Linked DNA regions of Homo sapiens: region 2 is linked to region 1. Evidence: chromatin contacts called from ENCODE Hi-C or POLR2A ChIA-PET data. All regions are on one chromosome and are shown on one strand. Each heading gives the region's core, a stretch centred on a gene start or an enhancer-like site at or near the end of the contact. The rest is flanking DNA. Distances are from core to core; before and after follow the strand shown.

Region 1 (5,593 bases), core at 1,133-3,632:
TTACAATAATTGGCATGTTGCTTACATAGGCACTGACTTAGCAGAAAACTTAGCAACTCTTGAAAACACAGTTCAAGGTCTGCAGATGATTTGGTCCACAGGGCCACTGTGAAATAAAACAAATGACCAGTGTGAGACAAAATAATCTTGAGACTTTTTCCCCATTTATTGAGCTTTCATGTTATGATATTTTGCTATTGTTTAAGTTAGGCATATTGTCAGTTATCTTTTAAAATCATTAAGCAGTTAATTCATTGACTTCTGAAAACTAAGTTCAATCTAATTTATAAAATAAATAAAATGTCTAAATAATGATTTCCAAATTAAAAAATAATTTCCTGATTCTTTTCTAATATTTAATTTCCATTTGAGTCTGTTCATAAAACATCTTATTGTTAATTTTTTTTAAATCATACACCTCTTTAAAGTTCAGAATATCAAAATAAATATTTCTAGTTCTTACAAATATATATAAGAAGATGCTTTTTCATTTGACTGTCGTTTCTCTGTATAGGTACAAGAAAATTAGACAAAGACTATTAGCATTTGTGTTCTGGCTTTCATAGCGTTTAACATTCGTTGAAAAATGATATTGACAACATTTTTTATCACCCCCTTTATCTTTTGAGAAAAGTATTATTCCCAGGTTCAACTTTCAAAACATGTCCTTTTGAAAGTTTCAGGGTTTCCATGGATAGTTTATTTACCTTTTTCTACACCATGTTCTAACTGCATTAAAGAGTGATCCATTAAAAAGAAAAAACAATCCAACACTTAAAGACCTTATTCACTGCCTACTGGACCCATACAATATGGAATAATGGGACTACTTTAGATTTAGTATTACTGAGGAAACTTGTTGCCTACAAGTTCATTCTGAAATTTATGTTCAATGATTAGAAATCACAGTGTATGAGTTATTAGAAATCAAAGTGTAATTTGCTTCTCTGTTACCATGAAGAACTACTGAATTTTGAACCCCTGAACACTCTCTTCTAGCTGCTTTCGAAATCTATTGAACAACTGAAGCAACCAGGCAGTCACCTTGAGGAAGCAGAGGAAGAGCTTCAGGGGGACCAGGCGATGCAGGAAGACAGAGCGCCCTCTAGTGGCAACAGCACTAGGAGCGACAGCAGTGCTTGTGTGGATGACACACTGGGACAAGTTGGGGCTGTGAAGGTCAAGGAGGAACCAGTGGACAGTGATGAAGATGCTCAGATCCAGGAAATGGAATCTGGGGAGCAGGCTGCTTTTATGCAACAGGTAATAGGCAAAGATTTAGCTCCAGGATTTGTAATTAAAGTCATTATCTGAACATGAAATGCATTGCAGGTTTGGTAAATGGATATGATTTCCTATCAGTTTATATTTCTCTATGATTTGAGTTCAGTGTTTAAGGATTCTACCTAATGCAGATATATGTATATATCTATATAGAGGTCTTTCTATATACTGATCTCTATATAGATATCAATGTTTCATTGAAAATCCACTGGTAAGGAAATACCTGTTATACTAAAATTATGATACATAATATCTGAGCAGTTAATAGGCTTTAAATTTATCCCAAAGCCTGCTACACCAATTACTTCTAAAGAAAACAAATTCACTGTTATTTTGAGTTTATGTGTTGAGATCAGTGACTGCTGGATAGTCTCCCAGTCTGATCAATGAAGCATTCGATTAGTTTTTGATTTTTTGCAACATCTAGAATTTAATTTTCACATCACTGTACATAATGTATCATACTATAGTCTTGAACACTGTTAAAGGTAGTCTGCCCCTTCCTTCCTCTCTCTTTTTTTAGTTAAGTAGAAATGTTCTGGTCACCATGCCAGTAGTCCTAGGTTATTGTGTAGGTTGCAATTGAACATATTAGGAATACAGGTGGTTTTAAATATATAGATGCAAATTGCAGCACTACTTTAAATATTAGATTATGTCTCACATAGCACTGCTCATTTTACTTTTATTTTGTGTAATTTGATGACACTGTCTATCAAAAAAGAGCAAATGAAGCAGATGCAAATGTTAGTGAGAAGTAATGTGCAGCATTATGGTCCAATCAGATACAATATTGTGTCTACAATTGCAAAAAACACAGTAACAGGATGAATATTATCTGATATCAAGTCAAAATCAGTTTGAAAAGAAGGTGTATCATATTTTATATTGTCACTAGAATCTCTTAAGTATAATTCCATAATGACATGGGCATATACCGTAACATTCTGGCAAATAACAATTAGAAAAGATAGGTTTAACAAAAAAATTTACTTGTATATAATGCACCTTCAGGAGGACTATGTCCTTTGATGCTATAAAATACAAACAACTTTGAAGGCAACAGAAGACACTGTTTATTCAAGTCAGTTCTTTGTCAGGTTCCTGCTGTTCTCCTACAGAAAAGTGATTCTGTGAGGGTGAACAGGAAATGCCTTGTGGAAACAGGAAGTCCAAGTGATTCATGTACTGAGGAATGTAGGAAAAAAAATCTGAGGATAGTGCTTTACTCTTTCTGTTTTTAAAGGGCACTCTATGAATTGATTTATTGTCTAAGAAAATAACACCACAAGTAGGGAAATTGTTACGGAAGCTTTTCACTGGAACATTTCCTTCATATTCCCTTTTGATATGTTTACCTTGTTTTATAGGTTTACTTTTGTTAAGCTAGTTAAAGGTTCGTTGTATTAAGACCCCTTTAATATGGATAATCCAAATTGACCTAGAATCTTTGTGAGGTTTTTTCTATTAAAATATTTATATTTCTAAATCCGAGGTATTTCAAGGTGTAGTATCCTATTTCAAAGGAGATATAGCAGTTTTGCCAAATGTAGACATTGTTCAACTGTATGTTATTGGCACGTGTTGTTTACATTTTGCTGTGACATTTAAAAATATTTCTTTAAAAATGTTACTGCTAAAGATACATTATCCTTTTTTAAAAAGTCTCCATTCAAATTAAATTAACATAACTAGAAGTTAGAAAGTTTAAAAGTTTTCCACATAATGAAAGTCCTTCTGATAATTTGACAAATAGCTATAATAGGAACACTCCCTATCACCAACATATTTTGGTTAGTATATTCCTTCATATTAAAATGACTTTTTGTCAGTTGTTTTGCATTAAAAATATGGCATGCCTAAGATAAAATTGTATATTTTTTCCATCTCATAAATATTCATTTTCTTCAAAGTCTTTTTTCAATCTCATAAAAAAGGGATAGTGCATCTTTTAAAATACATTTTATTTGGGGAGGAACATGTGGCTGAGCAGACTTTTGTATAATATTACTTCAAAGATATGTAATCACAAACAAAAAAAACTATTTTTTATAATGTCATTTGAGAGAGTTTCATCAGTACAGTTGGTGGACGTTAATTGTTTGAATTTGATAGTCTTTGAATTTAATCAAGAAACTACCTGGAACCAGTGAAAAGGAAAGCTGGACTTAAATAATCTTAGAATTAATTGATAAATGTCTCTTTTAAAATCTACTGTATTTATTATAATTTACACCCTTGAAGGTGATCTCTTGTTTTGTGTTGTAAATATATTGTTTGTATGTTTCCCTTCTTGCCTTCTGTTATAAGTCTCTTCCTTTCTCAAATAAAGTTTTTTTTAAAAGATCCCCTTTCATACACTTGGCTTTGTGTAAACTTGCCGTATTTAATCGAAGTTGAAGCTTGCACACTAGATCTCATATATCAAAATACATTGCCAGTCTTTGTTGAAACAAGAAAATAAAGACATTTTGAGCAGTTACATCTAATACCATTAAAAACAATAAATTCAGCAATAATGACTTTCAACTATTTACATCCAAAATTTTCAAATAGCTAACACATGTAAAATTTGTTTCATTTTCCTTTTGCCAGTGTAAACTTTTTCATGATATGTTATCATGTTTGGTATTTAAATTAAAATGTCAACTTCTAAATATAAAACTTTATCTAAATAGATGTCAGTTCCTAACTTTGCTCAACTTAAAAAATTATTTTTAAAAAGCTTAACACAATCCCTTGAACATAACAAGCACTCAATAAATATTAAAATGAATAATATTCCAAGTGTCGTAATAATTATGTCTATTACAGTGAGATCTTGAAATACAAGTAGAAAGTGACAGCACATAAATTTAAAGAGAAAATAGTAATTAAATGATCTCCCCTTATATGGTAACAATTATTATAATACCAGTGTGAGGAATAGGAGCCTGATTCAAGTAAAGGCAACTCTGCCGTATTCTAAGTCACATCAGTATTGCATTAGAGTATCAAGAAATCTGGAGCTATAATTATTGACTGTTACAGAATGGATTATCATTTTATAGTGCCATAAATTTGAGAATACAGTCACAATTCTGGAAATACCATTATTGCTAATTATAATTTCCTGAAATTTGCCTTTGAACTATAAAATTACAGGACTAACTTGGTACCAGAGATCCTAAAGTATGAGTTAGAGAAATCAATTAAAAAATGGTTTTATAGTGTATATCTGATTTCTGAAGTGTTATATAGGGTGAGTTTTAAAACAAAGCATCAATCCAGCATTAGAAAACTTTTCATTAGAAAAAATAGTTATTGCCAAGTCTTGAAATAAATAATCATTAGATTTTTTTTCTTCTGGAAGTAAAAATTCACCTTCTCATTGGTGAAGGTGGTTGATGAAGTGTAGACTGCTACTTTTCATAGATCTGAGAAAGATAGTCTTCTAGAAATTGTTATATATTGTTTTATGCTCCTTTTTTTCAAAGGATGTTGAAAAGGAATTCAGACACTAAACCTTTTGTTGAAACCTAGTACTTAACAGATAGATATATATAGAGTATTGTTTTTAATTTGGTGTTTCATTGTGTTTTTTTCAATAATTGAAGTGTACAATTTTGAATCGCTGTAATATGTATAAATTGTAGGTGTGTGATTGAAGGTTTACAATGATAAATAGTTTGAGGTCTCCAATTGTAACTGATTATATCAGGAACTTGGAGATACAAAAGAAGGAGTTTGAGACTATTATTCCCTTTATTATTGATCATTGCTTCATCTCTGTTTTAAGAAGAAAATATTGAAGGCAATCAAAGAATTTGAGCAAACACAAAGGAAATTTGGAATGTGACTTTTCAGTCATGCCAACAACATATCTATGTAGGCTTAAAAACGTTTATATTCTTGTTGTTACATCTAATTTTATAATAACATCTTTGAGGCTATAAACTGTGTTTAGGCAATGCAACTTTTGGGGATCATTTTGATTTAGAAAAAGATGTTTACTTTTATCTATTACAAACACACAGTGCGCAAGCACTTCATATCTATTAGCTCATTTGGTCCTCACAATAACCTGATGAAGGAGGTATTATTATCATCCCACTGTAGAGATGAGAGCACTGCAAAAGAGAAATTAAAGATTTAGGAGGTCTAGCTTTAATTTGAACCTAGGCACTTTGGCACCAGAGTCCCTGTTCTCAACCTTTACCATTGTGCTGTGTTGGTGCAACGATTCTTTATATCTGCCCGATATGCTTACTTCTGTCCAATTTATTCAGTTGTTTCTCTCTCTCTCCTCATTAGCATTTACCAAACTGTC
Region 2 (5,593 bases), core at 2,142-4,641, 150 kb before region 1:
CAAACATATTCAGAAAGGTTAAGCAGTGCAGGGCGTCATGTGCTTACAGGAATTGATATCTTTTAAGAGTCCGTCATTGTGACTGCCTCATTTCACGGCTTGCCACCTGACTCTGTTCTTACAAACGATAAAAGTTCAAATAATACATTATGAAAATGCGTTCTGAGGATGTTTTATTTACTTGCTACTTTCCACTTGTAGTTTCATGTCAAGTATGGTCCCTTACACCTGGTAAGAACTGAATACCATGTTTGGGAATGAACGAACTAAAGGATCAGCTTGTGTGATGCGAGAGCTGCCTGCATTATTTCCTCCCCTCCATTTCTCCTCTTTTACAGTCTAGAGTCTAGTATGGCTGCTCTCATAGTTCTTCTATACATTCATTCTAAAGAATTAGCTGTAATCTATTACACATCATATACCAACTTTGTTATTCTCTTGTCAGTCACATATCTTTTCTCAACACTGATTTGAACATTTGTCCATCTTTCAGAACACGATGTTGCAGGTAGAAGAGTACAAGTTAAGACAGGATGCCTTAATTAAAGAAGAGGCCTTTACTCCTGTTTTCTTCCATTCTCACCCCTCTGTTTCTGCCAGAATTGTGACAGCAGGGCAGAAAATGGGCTTTTCGTGCAGAGTTGACAAGATACAGGGTAGTGAAGACAAGAATCTTCTTTCACATGCTAAGAAACTCCTGACTATACTTCTGAAGTAGTAATTGGAATGACAGCTTTTCTGGCTGAAGTACAATTTTTTTGTTTTAAAAATACAAATGGTCCCTCTCATTTTCTATTCCCAGTTCTTTCACTCACATGCTCACACTTACAGTTATACAGTGTTCACACATACATTTTTCATTGTTTTCTCATTTGAAATAAAATGTTATGAGAAATTTTCACCATAAGCAAATAATCACTTATTTTATTTGTTTTAATTGAGCTTTTAAAAGGACATTATTTATTATTATTTCACACACTCGTGCATTTATTGATTTACTCTCTCCCACAGTGATTGATTTACCGGTATTTATCTTCTCCAACTAGACTGACTTCTAATGACTCATTTATTTGGGAACTTCTTCTATACGAATCAAAATCAAGAGTTTGAAGTAACCCAGAAAGAGACTTGGAGAGCCCAAGGGATCTGTGAATGAGCTTTAGGCAGTTTCTGAATCTAAGAAAATTGTCTGCAAACAAATATATTTGTGTACATATGCATTTTTGGGGAGAGACTGTCAATTCCATGTCTTAATACTCAAAGAAGTTTGTGTCCCTAGCAAACGTAAGTGATCAATTTTAGAAAGAGTGATAACAAATTTGATTATTTGGGTCTTCAGCCCAAGACTAAAAGGCATAGATTACAAGCAGGGGAGTTTACTAGATTTAGACTACCTAAAGACTTACCTAGAGCCACAGCACACAATAAAAAGCAAAAAGAAAACCAACCCATCTTCCAAATATAGAAAAGGTCGAGAAATTAATGCAAAAGCTTGTCCCACCTCCATTAAAGCCGACTGCTGTATTTAACTGGCCCTGAGGGAACCACAGTTTCACAATGCAGTTACGGAAAGGCCAGTAATAGCCCTGGCTGGCTCCTCCATGTCATAGATATCTTTAAAATCAGAGATGTATCTAACCCATTTTGGAAAGCATACCTTAAAACATTAAAGTGTTTTTGATATTTCAAGGAAAAGGCTTCCGACATGTGAAATGTTTATTTTCTAGATTCTCTTATTCCAAAATGAAATCAAACGTGTATGAAGCTGTGGGATGTGTCGTTTGCCCCTTGAAGCTATAGTGTGGTAGAAATTGAATCTTTATGTCCAGAAGCCCAGTGTCTGTATTATTAGTTTTGCAAACATCTGTGGGCTCTAAGTGATTGATAAATACTATGTATAGAATTAACCTAAAGTTTAGTTTGAAGACCCTACTTCATAGATCAATATGAAAATGATGCCAGCAAAAAATATAGTTTAGACATTGTGCCTTGGAAAAATATTTCTATTTATATTAATGAGCTTATGTGATGTCATCACAACTCATTCTAGGAAAGATCTAGGTCAGTGTAATCCTATCTAGAGAAAGTTAAAAAAGAATAATTGTTGACTTGGTATTCTTCGTAGTCAGAAACAAATTAAATGACAAATTATGACACTATTTTTTATTACATGACAGACAAATAAAAAGTTACCATATATTAAATGCTCAAGAGGTTAATATCTATAAAGCAGAAATATAAACTGTAAATCAGTAAGAAATACCAGTAACTCAGTGGATAAATAATCAAAGGCTATGAATAAGACATTTACAAAGGAATAACCAAAAATAGGCAGTAAGTATCCGAGAAGATGATCAATCTTTGTCATGATTAACACATCAATGAGGTGCCATTTTTGTCAACATTATGGGAGTAAAAATAAATGACTAGATAATGCTTAGTGTTGATTGTGGTTTGGAGGAAAGGGGTGTTGTCATGTATTAGTGGAAGAGCACACTGTTCAAATTTTGGAGCAGCATAAATTGGCAGTACTATAAAAATTAAAAATCTACACACCCAACAATCTAGTAATTCCACTTAATTGGTATACAGAAATACTTGCACAAATTCACAATAATTTATGTACCAGGATATTTATCAGCAGTTTTATTTATAATAATGGAAAACTGAGGGCAATCTAACTATAAGTCAATACATAATCCATACTCTGAAATACAAGTCATTAAAGTTATTAAGTAATGTCTGAAGATATTAACATAGAAGGATGAGCTCAATATATTAATGAATGCAAAAAAATGTAGAATGGTATACAGTACATATAGCATAGTAAGCTCAACTAATGGATTCATGGTACTTGTTTCCATTATTTTATTGTTGTAGTAGGAGCAGAAAAGTAGTAAAAGTATTTTAACCCAAAGAAAAAAAATGCTAGCATGAAAATCACAGTTCAATAAAGTGTTTTTATATCAGTATGTTTATTAATAATTAAAAGTATTAATAAGTTTACTTCAGGAATAAGATTAATTTACGTATCTGTGAGAAACTTCGTGATATACATCAAAATATTAAAGTAATCATGCTATATTTTTCTTTTCATTCTGAAGACCACCTCTTGCAGGTAACTTTTTCTATTTTATTATACTGTCCTATTCTCCTTTCTTTACTTAGTTATATATCACAACTATAGAAGAAATAGGTTACCTGTTACTTGCAGAAATGTCACTCACTATTAATATTACTTTGCAACACAGAAAATTTTTCTGAATAATTAGAGGCAACTAAGCAAGCCTAAATGGAGTTGGTTAATTAAGTTATAAAATTCTAAGGGAGTATGATGAACCATGTAGACATATGAGCTTTCTGTTCTGCTTTTTTATCAAATGTTTCTGGCACCTGGGTTTTCTCAACTGCCCTTCTGTTGAATATGATTTTCGAATTGATGTAATGAAGAGTGGTGCTCTCTGGACAAGTAAGCTGTTCATTTGTAGAATAATAATATGTCAACACATATTTTCCAAAATAACAGTCCTACTACCGTAAATGTCTTGGAAACAGTTACCTGACACCCAGAGAGTAAGTACAACTAGCCTAGAGCCTTGGTCTGACACCAAGCAAGAGGGTTTATGAAAGAAGATAGCCCAGAAAGCTGGAGCCCTGCTCTGCTGTGTCGACATGTCTACAGCTCAGAATAAAATTGAGTTTCCTGCTTTAGCCATAGCTGGGTCTTAAAATAACCTGAAGAAATTATAGTTCTGATTACATAGAAAGTGAAGGACTTAGAACATTCTCCTAATAAAGCCATGAGAATGACACAAAGCTTAGTCATCGGCAGTCCTCCTCTAACAGGCGTTTTAGAGAGAAAAATAGAGGTTTGAAATTGGATAATTTGATTTGAAATCTTGCCTAATTATTTTAAGAATGCAGAAAACCTTTCTTTTTTGGCCAAAAAAATAATGATCTGGAATCCAATTAGGAAAGAACAGGCTTTTAAAATGTTTGATATCTCCAGTAATGGAGAAAAATCATGTCTTTAAAATTACATTCTGCTACAAACCTCATTCTTGGATGTCTTGCTTTTTGCATTTTGAATGGACAAATTTAATGTAATTTCCTTTTGGAAACATGGCATTGGAAAAGTTAGATGAGATGTTTAATTTTATGTTGGATCCTATCTACCAGGGTACAGATTTTTAAGAAGAAAAACACTTCTTGTTTCGTTTTATTTCCCAAGGGAGATATCTCACTTAACCAGATGCCTTGCGATTTGTCACAATATAGATCATTTACACAGAATTTGTGTCCAGTCGTCCATCTATTTGATTTGCACACCATGAATAAAATAAGCAAAATGGATAAAGCTTCTAATACTCCCAATTAAAAAATTGCTATCTATTTTTTCACCATTAATATGCTATCCCAAATGGCATTTATCACCATACTGTCTCACCATATTTATTCGTATGCTGTTGTTTTCTCAAGATACGTTCAATTCAGATTATGTTTGACTTGCAGCCATATCAATAATATGACTAATAATAAACAACAGTCTAGGATTTCCAGTTTTTAGAAAAACGATAATAAATTTGAAGTGAACCTATATTCAGATTTACATTTTACTTAGTATTGTTTTTAAAAAAACATTCAATTAATATTCTGAAATGATTCCATTTATTTTTACTACAAAGTTAGCTGGACCTTTACAGCATTTTAGAGTTTTACACGAGGTTTAGATTTGACTAAGCCTTAGTACGATGTCTGGAAACAGGAGGTTGAATGAACATTTGTTGAAAGGAAAAATCAGTTATTGAAATATTGTGTCTTCTGTTATCATTCTTGAGAAATGGTGGTGAGACAACTTAGTAGAAGTGACTAACAACTACATATATACAGAAGACAGGATGTAAGTCTCCAAGGTAATCAAGACCAACAGGAGGATGTTAGACCAAAATTAACACCGCGAGAAATGTGTTATGCATATATTACAGCCCACGTGTGAAAATCTGTTCATTTATAGAGAGATTGCTTCTCTGTGAATGGCTAAGTTGGCTCCACTAAGTACAAAAAAGCACTTAGGGCCATTCAGAACTAACAGCCACACACTCTGAAAGACTAAACCAAAAGATACCTGATTAGTAAGTGCTCTTTAGATGTGGGGATAGACGTTTTAACAAAGAAAGGACAGGGATGGAGAGGACTAAAGCTCCGTGCTGGGAAACTCTTAAGGAGCCAGGGCCTCCCAACAATATGCTAAGAGTGCACCCCTAGCTGTCTGGCCACATTTTCATTTCTTGTCTCAATCCTGAGGATTAATCATGAATTCCAGTCCAGTTTCTTTCCAAGCATATAACTGGACATGACAGAGTATCTTAGCTTCTACATCATAAAGCTCAATTGTTAATACTGAAAAAAAAAAAGCAGGGTGGTTTTTTTAAAAAAAACAAAAAACAAAAAACAAAAAAAAAAACATCTAATGAGCAAACAAACCAAACATGCCTCTCTTATTTCTTGTCCTGTCTATTTTTTATTTAAGCGCTGTAGGTGAGGTAATTGAAATGGAGCCCATGATATGTCTTAAGAAGGATTAATAACATTC

What was found. A loop is a pair of places that touch in the nucleus more often than their neighbours do. ChIA-PET counts read pairs that join two places held with the same protein, here RNA polymerase II (POLR2A). Pooled maps may share reads with other maps.
Region 2: a map of breast epithelium shows a loop between it and region 1 (15-fold over the local background). The contact joins two enhancer-like sites. A Hi-C loop is called at or near these places in 1 of 168 maps with a recorded cell type or tissue (breast epithelium) and 1 of 50 pooled maps. POLR2A ChIA-PET finds 5 or more read pairs at or near these places in 3 of 52 experiments (GM10248, OCI-LY7 and activated T-cell).

What each region holds. Positions count from the first base shown.
Region 1 is chr7:18,665,214-18,670,806 of GRCh38, forward strand. HDAC9 (histone deacetylase 9) reads left to right here. Exons shown (of 26, transcript NM_178425.4): 12 at 1,000-1,263. Among named protein-coding and RNA genes, the nearest start is that of HDAC9, 170 kb to the left of the region's middle. Within about 2 kb of position 2,383, at least 4 of the 41 ENCODE cell types and tissues checked have a DNase peak (open chromatin) inside an H3K27ac peak, as active enhancers do.
Region 2 is chr7:18,517,165-18,522,757 of GRCh38, forward strand. All of the region lies in intron 2 of HDAC9 (histone deacetylase 9), which reads left to right. Among named protein-coding and RNA genes, the nearest start is that of HDAC9, 24 kb to the left of the region's middle. RefSeq lists a silencer at 5,003-5,082. Within about 2 kb of position 3,392, at least 7 of the 41 ENCODE cell types and tissues checked have a DNase peak (open chromatin) inside an H3K27ac peak, as active enhancers do.